Linked DNA regions of Mus musculus: all the other regions are linked to region 2. The links are chromatin loops, found by intact Hi-C in ENCODE. Cell type or tissue: left cerebral cortex. All regions are shown on one strand. Links, peaks and the distances in the headings refer to the core of each region. The heading gives the core; the rest is flanking DNA.

What was found. Peaks named below come from ENCODE experiments on the same cell type or tissue, not always from the same donor. Only the 100,000 strongest peaks of a DNase experiment are listed, where the experiment ranks them.
Region 1: a loop joins it to region 2, with 2.7 times the contacts of the local background. A loop is called at or near these places in 7 of 42 quality-filtered maps.
Region 3: a loop joins it to region 2, with 2.9 times the contacts of the local background. A loop is called at or near these places in 4 of 42 quality-filtered maps.

What each region holds. Positions count from the first base shown.
Region 1 is chr9:112,808,772-112,817,074 of GRCm38, reverse strand. No RefSeq gene overlaps it. Among named protein-coding and RNA genes, the nearest start is that of Gm24957, 290 kb to the right of the region's middle. In left cerebral cortex, for the core only: CTCF peaks have their summits at 4,924 (motif pointing right) and 6,863; a DNase peak (open chromatin) is centred at 6,906.
Region 2 is chr9:113,642,629-113,650,931 of GRCm38, reverse strand. Gm36745 (a long non-coding RNA gene) reads left to right here and starts at 7,324. Exons shown (of 5, transcript XR_379913.3): 1 at 7,324-7,499. In left cerebral cortex, for the core only: a CTCF peak has its summit at 5,224 (motif pointing right); DNase peaks (open chromatin) are centred at 5,256, 5,940, 6,668, 7,113 and 4 more places; H3K27ac peaks cover 1,931 bases.
Region 3 is chr9:112,721,097-112,729,399 of GRCm38, reverse strand. No RefSeq gene overlaps it. Among named protein-coding and RNA genes, the nearest start is that of Gm24957, 200 kb to the right of the region's middle. In left cerebral cortex, for the core only: a CTCF peak has its summit at 3,727; DNase peaks (open chromatin) are centred at 2,094, 3,695, 5,950, 6,542 and 1 more place; H3K27ac peaks cover 2,222 bases.

The DNA of each region.
Region 1 (8,303 bases), core at 156-8,155, 830 kb after region 2:
TACAATGAACTCAAGAAGGTAGACCCCAGAGAACAAAGTAACCCTATTAAAAATGGTGTACAGAGCTAAAAAGAGAATTCTCAAGTAAGGAATCTCAAATGGCTGAGAAGCACTTAAAAAAACGTTCAACATCCTTAGTCATCAGGGAAATGCAAGTCAAAATTACCCTGAGATTCTACCTCATACCAGTCAGAATGGACAAGATCAAAACTTCAGGTGACAGCAGATGCTGGCAAGGATGTGGAGAAAAGAGGAACACTACTCCATTGCTGGTGGGATTGCAAGCTGGTACAACCACTCTGGAAATCAGTCTGGTGGTTCCTCAGAAAACTGGACAACTGGACATAGTACTACCTGACGACCCAGGTACACCACTACTGGGCATATACCCAAAACATTTTCCAATATGTAATAAGGACATATGCTCTACTATGTTAATAGCAGCCTTATTTATAATAGCCAGAAGCTGGAAAGAACCCAGATGTCCCTCAACAGAGGAATGGATACAGAAAATGTGGTACATTTACACAATGGAGTACTACTCAGCTATTAAAAACAGTGAATTTATGAAATTCTTAGGCAAATGGATGGAACTTGAAAATATCACATCACCCTGAGTGAGGTAACTCAGTCACAAAAGAACACACATGGTATGTTCTCACTGATAAGTGGATATTAGCAGAAAAGAAGCTCAGAATAACCATGATACAACTTATAGACCATAGGAAACCCAAGGGGAAAAAAAAGAGCAAACCAAGATGTGGATTCCACAGTCCTACAGAGAAAGGGAAAGAAAATAGTCTTGGGAAGTAGAAGTAGAAAGCGATCTGTGAGGGAGAGAGGAGGAGGAAGAGGGAAAGGGGCACCAGTTTAGATATGGGAGCAATGGGGGAGAAGTACAGAGGGTCAGGAATTTAAAAGGATGTGTGTAGCAATAGGGGAGGTGGAATTAGGAGTAGCCACTAGAAAGTTCCAGATGCCAGGGACCCAGAAGGTGTTCAGGAACCAACAGGGAGGACATTAGCTAAAATACTCAACAAAGGGGGAATAGAACTAGTAGAGACCATATCTAGTTGTTGGGCATGGCTCCCGTTTGAGGGATGGTGCCACCCAGCCACCTCAAAAATATTAATCCAGAATTCCTCCTATCTAAAGGAAATGCAGGGACAAAGAGTAGAGCAGAGATCGAAGGAAAGGCCACCCAGAGACTGCTCCACTTAGAGATCCATCCCATCTGCAGACACCAAATCCAAACACTATTATTGATGCCAAGAAGTGCTTGCTGGCAGGAGCCTGGTATAGCTGTCCCCTGAGAGGCTCTGCCAGAGCCTGACCAATACAGAAGTGGATGCCTGCAGACAAACATTGGATTGAGTGCAGGGACCCCAACAGAGCAGTTAGGGCAAGGACTGAAGGAGCTGAAGAGGTTTGCAACCCCATAGGAAGGACAACAAAACCAACTAGACCCCCTCCCAAAGCTCCACCAAGCAAAGGGTACACAGGGGGGGGGGGGCTCCAGCTAGATATGTAACAGAGGATAGCCTTATCTGGCATCACTGGGAAACAAACCCCTTGATCCTGGGAGTCTCAATGACCCAGTGTAGGGGAATGCTAGGGTGCTGAGGCAAGAGTTGGTGGGTGGGCGGGAAACCACCCTCATAGAGGCAGGTGGTAGTGGGATGGGATGGGGTTTGTAGAGGGGAAACTGGGAAGGGGGTAACATTTGAATGAAAATAATTAAAATAACCAATGTAAAAAAATGAACCAATTTAACTTCCATTTCTATAGTTTTGAAAAGGTATTTTGATGTGCACATGTTTTATAAAGCGTCTTTGGTAAGAGTATACAAACAGAAGAAACGGATACAATGCTGCATGACTGTCTTTCGACTTTAAGAACCCATGAACCATGAGCCAACCAGTCAACCATCATGAAACAAATTTGCTCATTAAAAACTAAACCACTGTTGAGTCTCAGATTTTTGCCATAACATGCTAGCGCTACGGACTAGGAGTGTAAGGGGTCTGCAGAGTCAGCTTCTTAGTAAACACCTGCAAGCTTGTTGGGGTTTTTTTCTCTCCACTGATAGGGTCATCAAGGGAAAGTCATATCACATCCATCTTACTTTGCCATCAAATCGGCTAGATGTGAATGCAGAAAATGTCACCTGTGCTCCTTCCCATTAACCCTTCTATAACTCTTAATAAAACCAGAACTGAGGAGAGAGAAGCTCTTCGAAAGATCTTTAAGAGTCCGAGGAAGCTCGCTCTGCCTTTTTGTTAGATTGCCCCTTTCTAGGCACGAGCTTGCCCCCTGACAACTCACAGAGCACTGCTTTGCAGTTACAAGGGAGACTGGAGTGGGAGCAGAATGAAAGTCTCCCGACAGAACCTCTCTGAAATGTGTGATAAGATGATTGATGATAGAGACAGCTGGAGCAGTAAATGTGATGCTGGTGGTGGATGCTGCCTATTGGTCCCCAAGTCAGAGAGTGGGGACCTCTGCATGAAATATACAACAGTAACAAAACCCCTACACATGCAATGTATCAAAGCTGGGGAACTATATAAAAAGAGAGACTGTTTCTTAAACATGAGTGGTAATAATATCTTCAGCCTAGCAGCTGCAGGGCTTCAGTGTCACGATCATACGGCCAGGCATGGAGGGAGTTTGTATTACCTACCCCATGGTTCTCAAACAATGCACTGTCAAGGAAGTAGCTATCAGGGTAAAAAGTATTCTCTGGGAGGTAGGTGAGATGGCTTGGTTACTAACACGCCTGCATGACAAGCACGTGGGCCTGGGTGTGGATCCCAAGCACCCATGTAGGAAAGCTGGGTGTGGTGGAATGCACCTGTCCTCCTAGTGCTGAGGAGGTGGAGAAAGGAGAAAACATGGTGCTCTCTGGCCAGTTCCTGTACCTGAGTGGGTGAGCTGCAGGCTCAGCGATTGGCCCTGTGTCAAAAACTAAGGAAGGCACACAACAGACATCCACCTTTGGCCTCCTTACACGCACACATATTTATTTGCCTACACACTTGCACACACATGTTTACAAACACACCGACATTTACATACTTGTGTGCACACAGAATACTCGCTGGTGGTTTTTGACTATGTGTTCTTCCTTTCTTTTCCCTGTCATAAGAACCATAGGTTAGATGTGGGTGACACTGTGGCCCAGTGTCAGATGTTCCCCGTGTTCATCAGCTTTGATTCTTACAAAGAGAAGGCATGAAGAACAGGGCTCTGCAGAATGGAATCTGCTCTTAAATGCACACACACACACACACACACACACACACACACACACAATTGGCTGGTTAGCAGGTGATGCAAATTTCCTCTCCTAAGGAAGGCCACTCTGGTGCGTGCTGCTCCTTACAGACATACGCTGATCTCCATAGAGTGAGAAGCCAAAAAATGGGATGGCAGCACTTTCCACTGTTATGATGCTGTGCACTGATGTCTGAGCTATGTGAAGTATTTGGTATAATATAATATAATATAATATAATATAATATAATATAATATAATATAATATAATATATAATAAATATAATATAATATATAATAAATATAATATAAATACAAACATAACCTTGGCTTTGCACAGGTCATTCTTAAGGAAGATATTTAAACAATTTTGCTGAACCTGTTAGATATTGATAGCAAACCAGTTTGTCCTTCCAGAGGCTGCTGGCAGCCTGGGGCTTGTGAGGGGCCCATCGCTATTGACTCAGTTTACCTTCTCCACTCTGCATATCGTGAGCACCAGAAAGCTCAGGAAGTCATAGAAATGTCGTGCAAAGACAATATGATGCCATTGCTGGCATGTGCCTTAAATGGGAGGCTTCAGTCGCTCTTCCCTAACCTTAGAAAGTCCCACCAAGGCTAAAGCACTCCTGACTCTCTGTGGATCCTCTCCATCTTGTTGAGGACTCATGAGGTTCTGCAGGGAACACGAACTTTGCCAAGAAAGCCCATTGGTGCTCCCTGCATGGCCATGGGTGCTGCCTGCTGGTTACTCTCTCTTCTCACTCTGATAAACTATTTGAGAAGAAGTAATTTAGGGGAAGAGAGGCTCATTTTGTCTCCTGGCTTGAAGAGCTGCTGTTCAGCACAGGAGAGAAGGTGTGTGCTAGCCTCTGGCCTGGCAGGGGTATGTGGCAGCCCTTTGTGACATCTCAGAGAACCATGCACCACAGAGGAGGCAGGGAACTGGGTGGGAATACAGTACTTATGCTAACTAGGCCCCATCTCTCTAACTCCCCCAAACAGCACTACAGCTGAGAGCTAAAGCCTTCAAGTACTCAAGCTGTGAGAGACGTTCGAAAATCACACCACACTTAAAACAAGCAGACAGATGAGGCTGGCCTGCCTGGCGATGCCCTTTGAGTTTGGTAGTTTTGTTGCAGACTCTCGAGTCCCTGTCCTCATCTATAAAACAGAGCTAAGAATTTTTCTCTTGAAAATTCAGTTCACGAAGCATTTAGACGTACTTAGTCTGGGTCTGGCAAAAAGAGAAACTGCTTGGGAGTTGTTATTTGACTTATTGTCTAAAGAAAACAAATTACTCTCTCTGCCCAACATGGTTGTTTTTTTAAACATCTCTGTTTTATTACGAAAATGGTAAAAAACAAAACAAAACAAAACCAAGTCTTACAACAAGGAAATTGTTAGAAAAGTGGTAAATAGTATAGACGCCATTCCTTGTGTCTGTGGTAGCATACCTACTTTCTGTAGCCATTTTCTTTTGAACTTCATAATGTTTCACTTTATCTTGATAACCACTTTGGCACACAAAATCTGACTCCTTGCTCTTCTATATTGTTTCCAAATCCTACTTATTTTTATCTTTAGAAATTATTTGTGTGTACATGTATGTGTATGTGGGAGGGGGCTAGGTGAACATGAGTGTAGTGCATCTGATGGCCAGAAGAGGGCATGCGATCCCCTGGAGGTAGGGTTGCAGGTGGTAGGCTCAGTGTAGGAGCTAAGAGTTGAACTTAGGTCCTGTTCAGCATGCAGTCTTAACTGCTAAACCAACACCAAGGCCCAGAACTACACATTTTAACCTTTATGTATGACTTTATAATTGCTTTAGTTTTGTTTCAAAAGGATATTTAAAACATAAGTGCTTACAACAATAATCCTTCTGAAACTATTAACATGAATTCATTGATTATAGATGCATATGGCCACCATGTCTCATCCAGGCTGCAGAGTGATTTTTTTTTATTTTGTATTTTCAGCATAAAGTAATCATCAAATCACCCAATGGTCAGTATATACTATCTCCCCTGTATTTTTCTTCTAGAAGAAATTTGGCACACCCCAAAAATAGCACAAAGCCCTGGATACACTTAACAAATGCTGTGTCTGTGGAAAAGATGGATTTTACCTGGAGTAAATTACTGTATTAGCCAAGCAAAAATAGTTGCTGAGAACATGGTGAATTTTACAGCAGATTTTTTCCTTTCTCCACCCCACTACTGTTAAGAGAACCTGAGAAGTGTCTTTTAACTAAAGAAATATTTTGTCTTTACCATACCCTTTTCTCCTCTCTCCTTCCTCTTCTTTCCCCTTTCTCCTCTTCTCCTCTTTTATTGACCTCCCCTCCTTCTCTCTTCCCTCTCCCCTCCTCTCCTCCTTCTTATCTTCCTTTCCTTCCTCTCTCTTCTTCGCTTCTTGATGCTGGCTCAATTTATGTATTCTAAGCTGGCTCCAAACACCAAAAATTTCATCTTTCTGCTAGGCTTCCCCAGCACTGGTAGCAGACACACATGGCAGTGGCATCCGGCTTACATTCCTGTCAAGTGCTGTGCACAGAAATTGTTCTTCATGGGGCTTCATGGACTGCAGAGGAAGCCGTGGATGTAGACTGCAAGTTGTGTGATCTTTGAATTTATGTGCTCTTTCTAGAGTGTTCCATCTTATGTATTTTGGCCCCAGGGCAGTGAAGAGGACGACGTTTACTTTCTTCCTAGACTTGATAGTTTGTTTCTTTTCTTTTACAGAAATGTTCTCATTGCGGTTCTGTTACAACGGCTGTCCTTAAATTCCCTCAAATCACACATTGCAACATAACCACCATTGTAGCAGTGGGGTGGGACAGGGCCTTTGGACACGTGAACAGGACATTAGGACTCAGGAGTTCTGCCTTCTGAGTGTCTTAGTGTCTGATGAAAGGGCCAGAGGGAACTTAGTCCCTGTTCCTTTTCCATATGTGACAACTTTACCTTGGACCTTTCAGTCTTCAGAACTATGAGAAATAGCTTTGTGTTTTTTGTTAGTTATCCAGTGTGGTGGTTTGAAGGAGAATATCCCCTATAGTCCCATATGTGTGAATGCTTGATCCCGGCTGATAAACTATTAGGAGTAGAGGGTGTGGCCTTGTCTGAAGAGGAGTGTCTCTAGGGTTATGTTTTGAGGTTTCAAAAGCCCATATCAGCCCCAGTCTCTCTCTCTCTTTGTCTCTGTCTCTCTGTCTCTGTCTCTCTGTTTCTCTGTCTCTCTGTGTGTCTCTGTCTCTGTCTCTCTGTTTCTCTGTCTCTCTCTCTGTCTCTGTATCTGTCTGTCTGTCTGTCTGTCTGTCTGTCTGTCTGTCTCTTTCTGGATCAGGATGTGATGCTCTCAGCAACTGCTCCATCACCAGGCCTGTCTTCTTCCACCATGATGGGCATGGACTAATAACCCTCTGAAACTATAAGCCACCCCCCCCCCCCAGTTAAATGTCTTCTTTTGTTAGCGTTCCCTTGCTCATGGTGTCTCTTTGCAGCAGTAGAACAATGAGTAAGACTCCCAGGCTACGGTATTCTGTCACAGATCCATGAAAGGACAGCTCCCCCAGTCTGTCTGTGCATATAGCGCTCATATCGTGAGGATTATGTCATCCTTCAGATTCTCTCCAAACAGCTTCCGTCCACATCAACGATACTGCAAAAGCAGAGACTGCATGCGTGACTGTGTAACCTGCTGCAGCAGCAGTCAGTGGCGGGAGGAAGGAACCAGAGAGCTTTGTGGTAGGCTGCTAGAAAAATCACAAACATTGAAAGAAAACACTTCCCAAGGGGCAGAATCTCCAGAATTGCCACATTTTGCTGCAATTTCCCCTTTATCTCATCAAAAATTATCTGGCCCCAGTGGAAGTTGAAGAAGGGAGAGTGGCAACTCCTTAGCCATTCATTGACCCAGACAAGAAAAAAAAAATCTTAAAGCTTTCTCTACCAGATAATTAGTCTAAAACAAACACTCAAACAAACAAATACTAGAGAACTCCCATTCCATTCCTTGATTGCAACACAAATAAGCATGTACTTAAAACCTAGCAAATGCCCGTTAAATTTTACAATATTTCAAATGTTTGTATTCTTACAACCATCACGCGACGATCATTTCTAAAGGTCAGGAGACTTGTCATAGTCTAGTGTCAAAATAGCCAAGACTGTGTGGAAGGAAACTCACACATGTGGGACAACGGTGCGCCAGGCACTCTGCCAAAGAGATGGACTCTGATGACTTCCTGTGACCTTCACAGAAGTTTTGAGAAGTCAGTGTTCCCTTATTTCTGAAGAAAGCCGGCTTTAGATACTAGGTGATCAGTCTGAAACCCCAAGCTGCTATTCGTGCAGCGTGTTTATTAATCCATCTGTTTGGCTGCTCTAAAAACATCACAAGGACAGAAGCTTCAGCAGCAACTAGTAATTTCTCCAGGATCTGGAAGTTAGAAATTTCAAGGTCAAGGGGCCAGCATATTGGCTGTCTGGAGCAGGCTTCTTCCTCCCAGATGGTAGAAAGGAAGGAGCCCTTTCTGTGATTACTTAGAAAGGGCACCGATTGCACTGAAGAATACTCCATATTCATTTCTTTTTCCGATTGTATTTTGTGTGCGCATGTTTGACCATATGCAGCTCTAAGTGTCTGCATGTGCCCGTGTGTATATGATATGCATGTGTGTGATATATGTGCACATGTGGTATATGTGTATACATGTGTATGGATGCATGTTCCTGTACACCAACAGCAGAAATGGGTGCCTAATGGTCTTCTCCATCATTCTATGACTTATTCTCTCACTGAATCTGGAGCTGGGATGGCATTGAGCAAGTCTCAGGGGCTTCCTGACTCTACCTTCCACAATGCTGGGGCTCCACATGGTCACATCTGACATTTTACATGGGGACTGGAAATTTGAACTCAAGTTCCTTTGCAAGCACTTTTGAGTTACCTCTTCAGCCCTAAGATCTCTAGACTCACTTCCAAAAGTTCTACCTGTAGAATACCACATTGAGAGAATTAGG
Region 2 (8,303 bases), core at 286-8,285:
TTCCTTTTTCACAGCACTTGGGCATTTACAGAAAGTTGAGCAGAAGGCACAGGGAATTTCCATGCCCCTCCACCCAGCTTCTATTAACATTTTGCATTAGTGTGGTTCATTGACCAAATGAATGAATCAGTACTCACACGTTAACCAAAGTTCATAGTTCCCATTAAGGCCCATTTCTGTCCTGAAAGATGCCAAAAGCATATGTATCCATCATTACAACTTCATGCAGAATAGATTTGCAATCTCCCAAGTCCCTGTGTGTCAGCTGCTACCCCCCTGCCCCCCGCCCTTTAACTCCCCGTGACCATTGGTGAAGCCTTTTCCAGATTGGTAGAATTCAGAGTTGGAATCACATAATACATACAAGCCTTTCGAAGCTGATTCCTTTGTTATCTGTTTCCTCGATGCCTCTTCATGGCTCAAGAGCACTGTGGATTTACCAGGACATGTCACAACCCAGATATTTACTCCTCTCTCGATGGAAACAGGAGGAACCCTACAAAGTATGTGCAGCCATACAGTTCCAGAGCCAGTCTCATTGCAACTTCTGCATAGACCCATGGCAGCTTTGAAAGTCATTCTCCAAAGTCTCTTTAGTATTTTGTATCCCACCAGCAATATATAATAGTTCCTATTTCTCCCCATTATTGTTAATATTTATGTGATCTGTTTTCTGGGTTGTTAGTCATTGGAGTGAATGTGTGTGTGGTGTTATGCTTTTGCTTTGAATTCATAATTTGTTGAAGATGCTGATCATCCGCTCATTTTAAAGATTATTTTGTTTTATGTGTGTGCGTGTTTTGCCTGCAAGTATACATGTGCACTCCATGTGTGTGCCTGTTGTTCACGGAGGCCAGAAGTTAAAGATGCTGTGAGCCATGGTGTGAGCCCTAGGGATTCAATTCAAGTCCTGTGCAAGAGCAGCCAGTGCTTTTAACTGCTGAGGCAGCTATCTGAACTGAGCTCTTCTCTTACTGAGTTTTAAAGAGTCTCTGTATATTTTGGATATAGTTTCATTGTTAGATGTATTTTGTATCTCGCCGCCCCTCCCAATTTGGTGGCTTGCTTTATTATTTTGCTAACCTTCAAAGTTCAAGTAGTTATCTTAAAATGAGTATTACATTGTAGAAATACCCAATGTAGATTGCAAAGAAATTAAGACATCTTAAAACTTTATTATAAAAAACCTTGGAAATAAAAACATCCCGACCTTCTTTATGGGGCTCTTTCTTTTCTTTTTCCTTTCCTTTCCTTTCCTTTCCTTTCCTTTCCTTTCCTTTCCTTTCCTTTCCTTTCCTTTCCTTTCCTTTCCTTTCCTTTTTCCTTTCCTTCTCTTTTGTTTTTTCGAGACAGGGTTTCTCTGTATAGCTCTGGCTGTCCTGGAACTCACTCTGTAGACCAGGCTGACCTCGAACTCAGAAATCCGCCTGCCTCTGCCTCCCGAGTGCTGGGATTAAAGACCACACCCAGCTCTATGGGGCTTTTTCTTTCTGAGCATGCTTTTGTTGTGTCAAAAGAGTCCAACCTCGAGTCACCTAGATTGCTCTCCTGGACCTTAGGAGTTTGTAGGTTAGTGTTTCACATGTAAATCAACATCCGCAGTTCAAAGATTTTTTTTTTTCTTTTTTTTTGCCAACGCAGGATTCTAGGCTGGGGTCATTTCTTTTCAACATGTAACATATGTAACATCTCCCAGCACTGTTTCGTTGCCTGAGCAGTTGTGTGAGGCGTTCCAGTGAGTTCTGTTTACCTTTTTACCTAAAAAGAGCTCCCCTCTGACGTTTAAGATCTGCGTCTTCTGCAGTCTGGAACCTCTTTGCTGAGGTGTAGGTTTTCACAGTTCTCTGAGCTTCTTCACCTGTGTTCCTCCCGTGTCTTTCCAGAACTTTCCAGCGCACTGCTGTCACAGAGACAGGGTTCTGTGTGTCTGTTTAGCCCAGGCTGACCTTGACCTCCTGATCCTCTTGCTGGTTCTGACCCCCTTCTCCGGTGCTGGGAATTCCGGGCACGCACCTGTGCACTGCCCACTCTTAACCTGGCATACTCACTGTGCCTCACAGTGGTCTCAGCTGCCTCACAGTCTGTAGATAGTTGCTCCAGCTTTTTATTCTTTTTTCTCTGTCCACATTCTCACTTGGGAAGTTTCTGTTGTATTTTCAAGGTTTCCAGGTTTGTTCAGTGTGCCCTTCCCCCAGTATGTATTCAACCTACTAGCATTTTTCTTTGTGTGGGGCTGGGAATTGGACCCGGGGCCTCAGATATGCTAGGCAAACCACTGAGCTGTATTTCCCAGCCCAGGCTTCAGTCTACCGGGGAGCCTGCTTGAGGTCTCTCCCTCTCTCCTATGTGGCTTTTGGTTTCCAGCAAGATCAGAATCTGTGTACCTGACTCGTTCTTGTACAATGTCCATTTTTATACCAGTAATTAGTTACTTAAAATATGTACTGAGAGCTTTCCCAAACCCTTGCCATGTATGCGTCTGCTGCTATTGCTGTGTTTGTCTCTTTAGACTCTGCTTTTTAGTATGTATTGTTGGACGACATGCATGTTGGATGAAGGGACAGAAAGAGAACCGTAGGATCAGGGCTAATGCTCCTCTGGCTTGGTCACTGGTTACAGTTTATTGTGGCTGTTATGTCTTGAGACTTCATTTAAAAAATTACTGTTATTTATGTGTATGTACATGTGTGTGTGTGTGTGTGTTCCCAAGGAGGCCAGGGTGGCATTGGCTCCCTGAAGTTGGAATTCCAAGCAGTAGTGAGTTGCTTGATGTGGGTGCTGGGAATCGAACTTGGGTCCTCTGCAAGAGCAATATGTGCTCTTAGCCAGGGACTCATTTTTTCCAGCTCCTTCATTCGTGTGTATGTGTGTGTGTGTGTGTGTGTGTGTGTGTGTGTGTGTGTGTGTGTGTATGTGTGTGTATGTGTGTATATGTGTGTGTATGTGTGTATATGTGTGTGTGTATGTGTGTAGGTATGTGTGTATGTGTATGTGTGTGTATGTGTGTGTTTGTGTGTATGTGTGTAGGTGTGTGTGTGTATGTGTGTGTGTGTATGTGTGTGTGTGTATGTGTGTGTTTGTGTGTATGTGTGTGTGTGTATGTGTATGTGTGTGTATGTGTGTGTGTATGTGTGTGTTTGTGTGTAGGTGTGTAGGTGTGTGTGTATGTGTGTGTGTATGTGTGTAGGTATGTGTGTATGTGTGTGTATGTGTGTATGTGTGTGTATGTGTATGTGTGTGTATGTGTGTGTGTGTGTGTGTGTGTGTGTGTGTTGTTGTTGTGTGGCTGCTGAGGAGCTGGTTGTGTGGCTGCTGAGGAGCTGAGCTGGGTCTGGGAAGCTTCCAGCTTCTACGGTGCTTCTGCCGCTGCTGCTGCACTAGCAGGTAGCCTGAACTCTGGGATTTCAGCAAGCTTTGAGCATGCTATTCCAGGTCGGTTAAGTATTTAGCTCAACAGCCACGCTGGAGGTCTCCTCTCACTTTGCCTCACTTTGTTGGAATAGAAGAATCGTGACCCAGAGAAGATAGCGTCTGGGATATGGTGGAACTGGGCTTTCAATATGATCGAATGTTAAAGTTTCTAAAATTTCTCTTTCTTTGGAGTTTATTTATAGGTGCTTTTGTTCCGTCTGTCTACCCATCCGTCTGTTTGTCAGTTGGTCCATCCACCCACCCACCCATCCATGTTTTCCCCTACTTAGCCATTCAGAATTATATGTTTGAGCCTGTGGATGTGGATCAGTTGGTAGAATGCTGGCCTAGTATCCAGAAGCTCTGGGCTAGGTACCCAGCAGCACACAAAGCTGGTGCCTATAATCCCAAACTTGGGAGGTGGAGGAAGGGGGATGAGAAGTGCAAGGTCATCCAAGGTCATCCTTTGGCTAAATAGCAGGTTTGAGATCATCCTGGACTGTTTCTTTGGAGACAAGGCTGGCCTCTAGACCAGGCTGGCCTCAAACTTCTCCCTCTCCCTCTCCCTCTCCCTCTCCCTCTCCCTCTCCCTCTCCCTCTCCCTCTCCCTCTCCCTCTCCCTCTCCCTCTCCCTCTCCCTCTCCCTCTCCCTCTCCCTCTCCCTCTCCCTCTCCCTCTCCCTCTCCCTCTCCCTCTCCCTCTCCCTCTCTCTCTCTCTCTCTCTCTCTCTCTCTCTCTCTCTCTCTTTTATCTTGCCAGTCATAGTGGTATACATCTTTAATCCCAGCACTTGCGAGGGAAAGCAAGACAATCTCTGTGAGTTTGAGGTCAGCTGGTCTGCACAGTGAGTTTCAGGACAGCAAGAACTACACAGAGAAACCCTGTCTCAAAACACCAACAACAAAAATGGGGGGGGAGGGAGAGAGAGAGAGAGAGAGTATATAAAAACTAACTAAATTAAATTGCAAGGTGACAGACTTATATTCTAGGTTCTAGGGATATTGCTGCTGCCGCCTGGTATTTGCATTTTGAGTGAGAGTGAGGTTGAAGGAGAAAGCGTGAAGTGAATGCTGTATTAAAATGTATGAGGCAAATATGATAACCATTACACTGTGGAAACCTCTCCCCATGTGGAGCAGTCATGGGTGCGAGCAGGAGCTGGCCTCTATGTCTAAGAGTCAAAGATAAGATCTGGGAGGAGGGCTGGCATAGTAGTATTGGAACATTCTTAGAGGTGTCATGTTTTCTGTAAGGTGAAATGCCCACAGCTGAAAGGACAGGGTTTGTGGCCATCCAGGGTGGTACCTGCACCACTGTGGTTGACTGTGTGAAGATCCAGACAGTGATCACTAAGATGGTTTCTCATCACCCCAGAAGATGTGCTTCGGAGATGGAAGCAAACCACATTCAAAGTGTTTCTCAGTTAATAGGCTTAGTTCATAGTCACTTCCTGCATCAGGCCATATTCAATGGCAGAAGTACTTACTACTACTCCTAGTGTGTCTGAGCACGTGTGCTGAGGCTCACGACTGGAGGTCAGAGGGCACCATGTGGAGTTGTTTCTATCCTTCCACCTTTATGTGGGACCCAGTGATTGAACTCAGGTCAGGCTTGTACCGAAAGCATCCCCAGTCCCCGACCCTTGCCACTGGGACAGATGTATTTCTGCTGTGCAAACCTTCAGCCTGCCGCTTCAGCAAAACTGATACTGATGTTTGGGTCTAGGGAAAGGGGGAGATGGTGGCCGCAGCTGACAGAATTCAATAGTCTATTGGGTATGGAATAAGAATGGCAACCCCATAGGTGACCACAAGATGGCGACATCTCACAATTTATGTTTCAAGACCTCGCAGCAGGGATTTTTCTTCTGGCCTCTTAGCCTTGTTCTAAAATTGGTTCAAGTTTTCTTTTGAGTTAACAGTGTGATCAGAGCCCTGTGATGAGGCTCTGTGGTGGCTCCCCACCAGGAGCTGAAGAATTCTTGTCTTGTGAATCCAGGAAGGATAGATGAAAGGGTGGGTTCCCCAGGGTTAGGTGAGAACATGAAGGTTAGTGTTCACAGTCCTGTCCTCCCCCCCCCCCCCCCCCCCGTCTGTACCCCCTCCCCCACACTCCCCGTCCCCAGCCACCAACGATGCGCTAGCGCCCTGCACCTGCACACCCACCCCAGACCTTGCAGAGTGTGGAGAAGAAGATACTTAGTTGCTATTTATTTGCTATTCTGCATGAATAGACACATAGCTGGAGGTTTTCTGTTAATACAGCGTCTGTGAGGTGTGTGTGTGTGTGTGTGTGTGTGTGTGTGTGTGTGTGTGTGTGTGTTAGGCGATGGGCTGGAAGGGTTTGAAGGAAGGGTAGGAGAACACTCTAAATGGACGTAGGCTGTGATCTTGCACTAAAAACCTGAGGACCCGGCCAGGTTTTCTGCTTGGTTTTACTGTTTGCCCCTAGGGCTAATTTTAATGGGAACAATTTCACGTCGTCCCTTGTCCTTTGGCCACATCAGCACTTAGGTCACTGTCTTTATTGCAGGGACAGAGGAGAGGTCTCAAAGCATCTAATTGCAAAGGGCAGCAGCCACTTCTACAAGTCAGCATCATTTGTTCAATGCTCTGCAAACCCTGCTTGGCCCAAAGTAGGTCAGGCTGGAGGAAAGCAGTTGGGTGTGTGTGTGTATGAAGCATCGGTTCAGAGGGCTCCGAAGTGAACATTCCTCAGTCGCCTGGTGCCTTGGCCCCAAGGTCTTTTGGGTGCCTGCTCTCACCCTTATATCAAATATGAGCCATCTTTCCTTCCTTCCTTCCTTCCTTCCTTCCTTCCTTCCTTCCTTCCTTTCTTCCTTCCTTCCTTCCTTCCTTCCTTCCTCCCTCCCTCCCTCCCTCCCTCCCTCCCTCCCTCCCTGCCTTCTTCCTTCCTTTCTTTCTTTCTTTCTTTCTTTCTTTCTTTCTTTCTTTCTTTCTTTCTTTCTTTCTTTCATTTGTTCACAAAGCTATTGAAAGCTGTCCTCTCCAGACTCCATCCCAGATTCTGGAGCCCAGGAGAGGGAGAGGACCTCTCAGAATGCTTGGGACATTCTGGGGAACTTGTGAGTCCTCCGAGACATGCCAGCCGGGTGCTAACTTACTCTCTTTTCTCACATACAGAACAGGAATTATTTTGTTCCTAGCAATATTACCAGCCTCACAGGATGACGGTGGGAGAGCATCAAACAGTCTGTGTATACAGCATGCATGGTCAGCATGGGGCCTGGCTGTGGGAGGCAGCTTGTCCTTTGAGCAGGTGCTCAAGGTGGATTTTTGTAGCCAAGGGTGTGAGCTTTTACTATACCCTGCTTCACCAGATGGCACTGGTGTCCTAAACCCAGTGAACCTAACAGACACCCTTCCCTAAGGTGCCCAAGACTGAGTTTGTGAGCTGACAGCATGATGAATTGTTTAAGGGCACAGGCCCTCGAGCTGCCCCGTCCATGGTAAATCCCAGTCGGACAATTACTGACTGCAGGCTTTAAGCCAATTACTTAGGGTCTCAGCGTTTCAGTTTCTAACCTGTAAAATAACAGCAGCTTTCTGAATACAGCAGTTACGAGCACTTAGGCCCTGGAGGGCTGCAGCTGCTTCAACGCTCTGCTGTGGTCATCGCTCCTGTTGTTCCAGCTAACTTGCTAATGGTGCTCCGGCAATAAATTTAACGGCGATTGGACAGTGTGGACCTGTGATCTCACATCTCTGGATGCCGTTTCCTGAACACTAGGCAGGTGGAAAGAGAGCAGGCGGGAGAGGGGGCGGTTACAGGCGGGAGAGCAGGGGTGGGTAGTGGCGGGACTATAACGGTAGGGTTGTGGTGAGGATGAAGGCAAGGTGGTGAGGAACTGGTGGTACCGTTGCTGGGGTGAAGTGTACAGACAGATGAGGTGTTGGTCGTGTGGCGGGGGGTGGGGATGGGGTGGGATCACTTCACTCACAGTCTCAGAGGGCTCGTGCACGTATGACTCTGGTACAGGGCCGCTGGTGAAGCAGTACTTCTCGAGGGTAGGAACCTGTGGAGGAGGCAGCTCGAATTCCCCGAACCTCCCCAAACAGCACAGCCAGGTAAGGACCAAACACTCAACATGTGAGCCCCCTTTAGGGCACATTTTAAAGTCAGAGCAAAACAGGCGATGGAGGTGGTAGGTGGTCAGCTGGTTTGGTGTGGTCCGTGGGATAACAGTAGGGTGTTGGTGGAGGAGGGATAATGAGGGACTGGTGCTGGCAGGAGGAAGGATGGGATAGCTGTTGCTGGAGCTGTGGGGAGGTAGTGTGGGGTCGGGCACTGGCAGGGTCGGGAGGTAAGACACGCCTTCTCTCAGCTCTGTGACCAGCACCACAGGTCGCCTTCAGGAACTGACATGACTCCAGCCCCTCAGGATGCCAACTGTTTTCTTGGAGGTCCTGGTGTGTTGGCAACTATACCAGTTTCTGATCATTGCCTAATAAATTGCCTCATTCATTTATGGACGTTTTACTAAAGTAATTGATCAAGTAATATATTTTTTATTTTCTGGCTTTGTGTGTGTGTGTGCATGCATATGTGTGCTCATGTGGAGACACAGGGTTAATGTCGGGATTCATCCTGTATCTCACTTCCTTCTTACTCATTGAGGCAGGCCTCTTAATCAAACCCAGAGCTCACCGATATGGCTAGTCTCAGTAGCCAGCTTGCTCTGAGGGTCCCGTCTCTGCCTTCTGAGGGTGGAATTTCAGGCTGACTATCACACCTCTCCTACATTTCTGTGGATTTAGGGGGACCCAAACTCCAGTACTCATGCTCGTATGAAAAGTGCTTTAGCCAGTGGGTCATCTTTGCAGCCCTGTTACATTTATACAATTTAAAAATATTTATTTTATGTGTATGGA
Region 3 (8,303 bases), core at 156-8,155, 920 kb after region 2:
GGCTCACTGTGGTTATCACATGGGCAAGATATGAGACATCCCTGGAACCTGAATGGCTCATCTGTAGCTACCCTAAGGCAATGACTTCCTGTGTTCCAGTAACCCTCTGTTGCAATTTGCTGGCTGGGGTGAGGCAAGGCCCATGAGCCTTCCCTCCACTGATAACTGACTGAATATTCAGTGGATTAGTCTTGTACAAGCCCTCAGTAGGCAAGGGTTGCTGCCATGATTGCAAGGATGGCATTTTGGTACCTTCATTTACTTGTTTTTGGGTACCATACTCTCATGCTCTAAGGCAATAGCATGTATGTTTTACAGATTGTTCTTCCTTCGACCCTCCATTTGTCGGTCGTCCCTCCCACCCTTCCTTCTTCCCTCTCCCATTCTCCTTTTCTCTTTCTTTCTATCCTTCCTTTCTGCCTTTAAAAGTTATTTTCTTTTCTCCATCTACACTTCAGGTTGGCATGAAATCTACCTGCTTTGGCCTGAGTGCTGGGATTCCAGATAAGTGGAAAATACATAATAATAAAAAATATTTTTTAAAAAAAGAGTCATGTCCAGCCATCTTTCCACGTTTAACTATTTTAAATGCTCATCTCATCCAAGTGTTAAACCTGTGGCATGGAACAGCTCCTCATGGTGATCATGCTCTGTTGGTATAAATAAGCCTGGGATTTAATTCCTCCTGAGCAGACTTGTGACCTGCATGACCTCAGTCCCAGCTAAGTGGGCTAAGTAAAGCAAGGGAAAGGGATGCAGGACAGGAATTAGATAGCTCGTATCTAATGATACAATGTTCTCTGGATTCCAAGGTACATATCCTAGAGCTCTGAATTAGAAGCAATTCATTGTTGAGTTTCAATTTGATTAAAAAAAAAACGCATTAGGGCAGCAAATTGAACCAGAATGAATGAAGGCAGTATGGGCCATCTTAGGACCAAAGGGTCTTGAACCACCTTCCAGATTCTGCTCCTTAGCAACGGTTTTCCCCAGCATGCTTTGCTCTAAGTCTTCTACACCTAGGTCCTCTCAGCTGTAGCCTTTTCTAAGGATGCAGTAAAGCAATCAGGGAAATTGCGTGTGGTGATTCTTGGCAAAATGTTAGCTGCATTTCATCACTGTATGATTCTGTTCTTAGAAAGATGGGCTTTAATGTGGTTGGCACAGTGATGCTGTGGTTAGGGGTATTTGTATCAGGGTGTCAGGCTTGTCCTACATTCCCCTCCCTAGATTTTAAAAGCCAAATTTCAACCGTTGGTAAGCTACAGGCAAGCTGAGAAAAATTAATAAAAACAACGTACACATCCCTGCAATGGTATCCAAGGCATTTCTCTCGTCATCTCAGAAGTTTTCTTCTTCATTGTCTCCTCATTTTGAGACTAGAAATGTTGACCGTTTCTCTCACTATAAACCAGAATGAAGGAAGTAGGTAGTTTTAGGTGCCTTGATAAGATAGATGTATGGCGTAGGAAAGGCAGGCAGAGAGGCAATAGCTGTCAGAGGTAGGAACTTAAGGTGACTGGTGTCATAAAATATTAAAACGGTTTAATCAGCAGTGAGATATGTAAGCGGGCTTAATTAGAAATACATATTATTATTTGACTTTGAAGTACAGAATTAAAAATTAAAGCAATTTTATAGGGTACATAATCAGGGAGGAATAACGTGCTGGAAGAGGTGCTGTAATTGATGTGTTCAATTTAAGTTTAATTAATTTTCGTCAGCATACATGCAGGCAAATATGAAATCAACAAATTTTAAGGATGAACCTCATAATTACACTGAAAGTGGTGTGCTGATCCGAAGAAGTGAGAGATTTCCATGACACGCGGGCACCCTCAGCTGCCTTGCACTGAGGCTGAGGAAACGCTCTATCTGCTGAATGGATCTTTGTGATTCTCTGGAATTCGCCCACTCCCAAATCTCCTTTAATTAAAATTCACAGTGATGCTTGGCCTGTATCAGGTTTCCTTTCCTGTTGCATCTTAAATGAAGAAGGGACTTAATTTTAATTAGCACCTCATTGTAGGTAGTCTGATATTAATGTTCGCTAAGTCCTTTCTATGACTCATTAACAGCCATTTTGTGATGAAAGGACCCAGGAGGCAGGTAGAGAGCTTGTAGGCTATTTTTCCTGATTTCAGTATTGATTTTACAATGTAATGGTGGCAAAAGCACACTGCTCTGCAGTTTCACATGTAGGAAGAAGTGAAGTCACAGTAACAAGTTATAGAGGAGAGAAAGAGAGATGGAGGGATTTGCATACATTTACATATTTATATGTATCTTTGCACATCCACATATAGACATATACAGATGGTATAAATGCATAGATACAAATATATATCCAGATATGTGTGATATGTATATATGTATGTGTGTACAGAGAGCAAACAAAAAAAGAACATTTTCTTTGGGTGTGTATAGTGATATATGTACATGGTCATATGGGTGTGCCCATGCATGCCTGCCTTATGCATGTATGCAAACATGTGTCTTTGTATCTATAGAGGATATATCACATATGATTTATGTGTTTTTCAGTTGTTGAAATTTTCAGCAGTACAGCTCATTTTTTGACAAAGACTGAAATAATTCAATGTTGGAGGAAGTCTTTTAAAAAGTGGCAAAACTATCAGTCTGAAGAAGCAGATGAAATAATCACCCAAGATCAGACAACCTACAAGCAATATTTGTGGTCATTCCCAAAATATTATATAGAGTTGTTTAGGCAATTTCCCTTGAATATGTCATGTGTGCATATGTATGTGCTTGTGTACATGTATGTGAAGATGTTTGTCCCATGAAAGCAAGAGAATGGTGTTAGACAGTGTGCTCTCTTGTGCTCCATGATGTTAGCTTGAGACAGGGTCTCTCACTGAGCCTGAATCCACTGCAGGCTTGCTTTACATGTGACATATCAATCTTATTTGTAACAATGATAATGTCGCAATGAAATACCTAGGGTCTGAGGAGATGGCTTGGGGGGCTGAAGAGCTTGAGGATATGAGTTCAGAAACCTAACATCAAAATACAGGAGATGTGCACACACATGCATGCATGCACACACACCACACACAGCCTCCCCCTCAAAAATTAAATAAGACAAAACAACAACAGAAAACTATGGACTATAGTGTATAAAGATGCAAAATTCCCAATAAAAACTGAAGAAAGTTTCAACATCTTTAGCCATCAGGGAAATACAAATTAAAATTGTTTTGAGATTCCATCTCACACCATCCAGAGCAGATCTCATATCACCTAGGTGTATCACTCCCAGATATATACCCTTAGCTCTTTATATCAATATACTTTAGATACACGTGTACATCCAATTTTTTTTTCTGCAGTATCGACAAGTAAGAAATGGACTTGCCTAAATGTTTAAAAACACATAGTGGACAGGGAAAATGAGGAATATACACACAATATAATTTCACTCCTTCATAAGGAAAATTGAAATTGTGACTTTGCAGGAAAATGGGTGTAACTGGAGTTCATTGTGTTAGGTGACATAAACCTGTTGCGGAAAAACAAGTACTGCGTGTTTTATCTCATCCGCAGGCTGCATATTTTAACTTGAGTGAGGTGGGGAGAGCTGGGATAGTAGAAGTGGAACATTGCCTTGAGAGGAGGAGCTTATGAAGGGGGCGAGGACTGAGAAATAAAAGGATGACTGCAGGAATGCACGTGACACTGACACTGGAACAGAGGGAAGGAGCCCCCTGGTGTAAGGTAGGCGACAAACAAGAGGGTGGAGCAAGAGGAAAGGAAGACCAAAGAGAAATGACATTCACACTCTAAAGCCACGATGAAACCCTTTGCTTTGTATGTTAGCAAGAATAATGGCAGAATGCCGATAAACAAGACTGAGGATAGTGTAGAAGCAGTCTAGCAGAACGTTTCATACCTGTTTTCTTTCTTGCTTCCTTGATTTAAATAAATGGAATCTTACTTTACAAATTGCCCCTGCAAGATTTAATGCCTGAATAATAGGAGTTTTATAATAGAAACTTTGCTCAGCAGAGAAAACAACCTCTAATCCTCTTAACTATGCTGCCCAGTATTATCCCTCCTTTTACAATTTAAGGAAGTGTGGCTCAGCGGGGTTAAGTAATTTGCCTGTGGAAATTCTTCTATGTGGGAGAGAGCATACTGCACACTTCAGAACCAATGTTATCAGCCTGCTGTGTGAATATCATGATGCTAAGCATTGCCGATAATAGAAAATAAACAACACTGCTACCGAACCTAGTCACAAGGGTCAGTTCCTGTCCCTGCTAAATGCAGACTGCAATCTGGTGACTTCCCTGTGGGCTTCAGCCTAATTGCACTCAAAAGACAAAAAAAAAAAAAAAAAAAAAAAAAAGTGTGGCTGTAGTTCATGGTGCTTTGTATGAGTAATTCTATGACCTTTTGATTCTTTCAAATATCTACCTAGAGTCTTTAATTCAATAATATGGAGCCACTCCCAGCCAACGCGACTGCCATTGTATAATGTACTGTACTGGTTCTGTGTAGCACTGGGCTGACTTTGGCACAGACAATATTGGCAATAAATCTTATGGAACATCTTGATGGGAAAATAGATGCCATCTTAATTCAGCTTTGAGAGAGTTAGAATGGAGAGAAAGGTTCCCCCAACACACACACACACCCTTTGGTTGTTTTCCTTGTTTCTGTTTTCTGCTTTCTTAAGTATTCTTTAAAGGACAGCATGGAAGAACTTGGGATTGACACCCACATCTGGCATGTCCCAGCCTGTGTCATTGGCAGTTGTAGTCTGTCTCTCTCTCTCTCTCTCTCTGTGTGTGTGTGTGTGTGTGTGTAGACTGTGTGTGTCTGGAGGGATGCCGCCAGGTTGAAGAGCATATTTCTTGAAGAATGTTTCTCTACCTATTCTGATCTCTTCCTTCAAGAGTTTTCAGAGTTTCCTGGCTGCACTTTTCACTTTCCTTCCTTCAATTATTCATTCACCCATTCACGGAATGTCTGTTAGTCATCCAGTTACTTGCTTGAGATGCTTTTGGCTTGTTAGAATGCATATATGATCAAGTCATTTCTCTTCGTGGCTCTTTATTATCAGAGGACATCACCCAAAGACAGTCTCCAGACTTTCTATCCCTATCCATCAGCCATTGTAAACACTAAATCATCTCCTACATATTTCTCCATGTTTTCTAAATTGGCGTTGCTTGTTTTTAACCTTGGGACACACAGCTGTTTAAAGTTATCATTTTAAATTTGAACATAAAGCTTGGTTTCCTTTTCTCTTTGTTCCTGTAACACCCTGGAGTAGTTTTTCATGTTTCTCTTGATCAACTGCTTTAAACAATAACCAAGAATAGAATTCCCTTACAAAGGATTTAAATAGCAAATACAAGTTGGGATACCGAAGTGACAGTCCAGCTCACAGGAGGGTCCTCACTTCTGATACCAAGACAGCCTTTCTTACATTTGTTCTGCAGCAACAGGACAGATTCCCTTTTATTTTTAAGGATTGAAACATTTCCCCCAACCCTGTCCTATGTCTGCCAGATCAAAGACCAGTTTGGCAAATAAATAGTCTCAGATTTCTAATTTGGGGTTCTAGAAATGTGTTCTCTGAAAAAAAATTTTTTTTCCTCTTAGGAACTAGGAAATTTAATGCAATCAAGTTTGTGACTTTAATAATAAAAAGATTCTGCAGCCAGAAGAATGGTTCAGCAGGGAAAGGAGCTGCCATGTGGGCTTCTTCACCTGAGTTTGATCTGTAAAAGAATCAGATGCAGTGGCAGTGTGTGTGTTTAAAGCCAGAAGTCTGAGGAAAGATGAGGGGCAGGGGCAGGAACCCTGCCAGAAAGAAGCCGGCTGGGACTATATAGAGCAGCATCAAAAAAAGCAAGAGGTGATCTTATATCAACTAGCTGGGAGGCAAGAATCAACTCCCAGATGTTATCCTCTGTGTCTACAGGAACATTGTACTATGATCACACCTACATTCACACACACACAGGAACACAAAGACACACACACAGATATTCACAGAGACACACACAGAGACACATGCACAGAGGGACACATGTAGACACATACAGACATATACATAGACACATGTACACACAGACACACACAGACACGTGCATACACACACACATACAGGCATACCCACAGATATATGCACACAGAGCCACACATATGGACACACACAAGAAATAATAAAAAGCAACAATTCTATAAATTACTCTTTAGATGAGCAGAGCACTTCTGTGCGCACCCTGCTTCATGATAGTGATATGTTCTAACTCAGATAAATCTTGTCCCATGTTTGTTCAAGTTGCTATCTCCCTTCAGAAGAGCAGGAAGCTGTCGCAGAAAGCTGTCGCAGAAAGCCAATTCTCTTTAGGTGATAGGACACATTCTAGCCAGAGAATGCCAAGGGCAAATCCTATCACCTACTTCCAGTGCAGAGTAAGACTCCACAATTGTAGGGTGGAGATGAGCATCGTGAACTGCCATCCTGCACCTGAGAGACAGTCCTGTTCAAGTAAGATGAATCTGAAGGGAGAATTTTACACAAGGAAGGGAACTTTGCATTAGGATAGATGTCTCCTTCTATAAGAACAGATTGCAGTTCTTCCCATGATGGAAGGGGTCCAATGTAATCAAACTCTCACTAGGAGGCTTGATGAATCTCTCCCCACCTTCAACCTGGGAATGGAGCCATATCAGTGTTTGGATGTAACCTCTGCCGTTGGTAATTTGGATACCCAGCAGGCACAGCAGTTGATCATGGAAGGACTGTTTCGGGGTTTCAAGTTGCGGAACTTGCCCGGGAGTTCTTGTGGCTGCCAAACAGCTACTTGGCTCATGAGTCCATGAAGCAAACACTAGACAATTGAGAGAATTGGTTCATGGTCCATCCCAGGAGCAGGCCTCCCATCCACCTGGCTATGGGGAGTTCTATCCATAATGAGTGCAAACTGAGGGCTTTTATAGTTCTGCAAAATTAAATGTGAGTGTATATTCCATGAGACACAGACACATCGTATTGCCATGGAAAGGGAGGAATTGGACTCTTCTTTCCTAGGTTTTCTGGGCGCAGACTCTTCAAACAGATTCAACAAGTTGAGACACTCGGACCGTTTATCTTTGTGATTAGGATCTGCCTATATATATATATATATAATATATATATATATATATATATATATATCTGCCTATATATATATATATATATATAATATATATAATATATATATATTAACAATTTAGTAAGTTGGCAGTTGACATTCTTACTTTTGGCCTTGGGACACCAGGAATCAGTCACCATCATATGGTTCTGATGACTGGAACAACCATGTTCCCGTGTGTTTTGCAATAACCACAACACAATAATTATACGTCATCATGGTCAGAAATGGTTGCATATTACCATATGGCATCTGACATCACATGGCCATGTTACCTCACTAAAATACAAAGTTCTGATACTTAATGGTGAAAGTTACAGTCCCTAATGTTTTATACCCAAACTGAGAAACAGCCAAAGACAGCAGCAGAGGTTGGTAATGAGGCTGCATTCCCTTCAGGAAAGCATATTTTAGTGCCTTAGTGAAGACTCCTTTCTCTTGGAGAACCTCAAGGAATGCTTCAGATATCTTTCTGTGGCTGGGAAAGAAAAACCCCCAGAAGCAAAAAAGACTTTATTTTAACTCACAGTTCAAGGTACAGTCTGTTGTGGCAGTATGTAAATTCATGGCACCAGGAACTTGAACATCTGGTCTAATCACTTCCATAGTCTGAAAGCAGAGAGTGATAAGTGCATTCATGCTAGCTCTCAGCTTTCTTTCTCCAGTTTGTAGAGATCTGTCTGTCCGTCTGTGTATTATTTAGTCCAAGGACCTCTTCCCAGGGAATGATCCCACTCACAGTAAAAAGAATATTCACACATTAACTATCTAAATCTATACTATGTGATTGGTATGCCCAGTGACCCATCTCCCAGGAGATTCTAGACTCTGGCAAATTGACAATTAACACTGACACACCAGTTATTCTAACATATTCATATTCCAGAGCTTTCAAATTCTATTCTATATTGTATTACAGATAAGTTATAGAACCCTGATCTTGTTAATCCAGGGAGCTAATGAATCCAAGCTTTACAAAACCAACCAAGAAAACTTTTATTCCATCTCTGGGTCCCGAACTGCTGGACAGACACTGTTAGAATCTCCAGTCTACCAATGTTAACCAAATTCTTCCCAGATAAGAATGTGATTATTGGTTCTGCTGGCTCTTCAGTCACCATGTAGCAT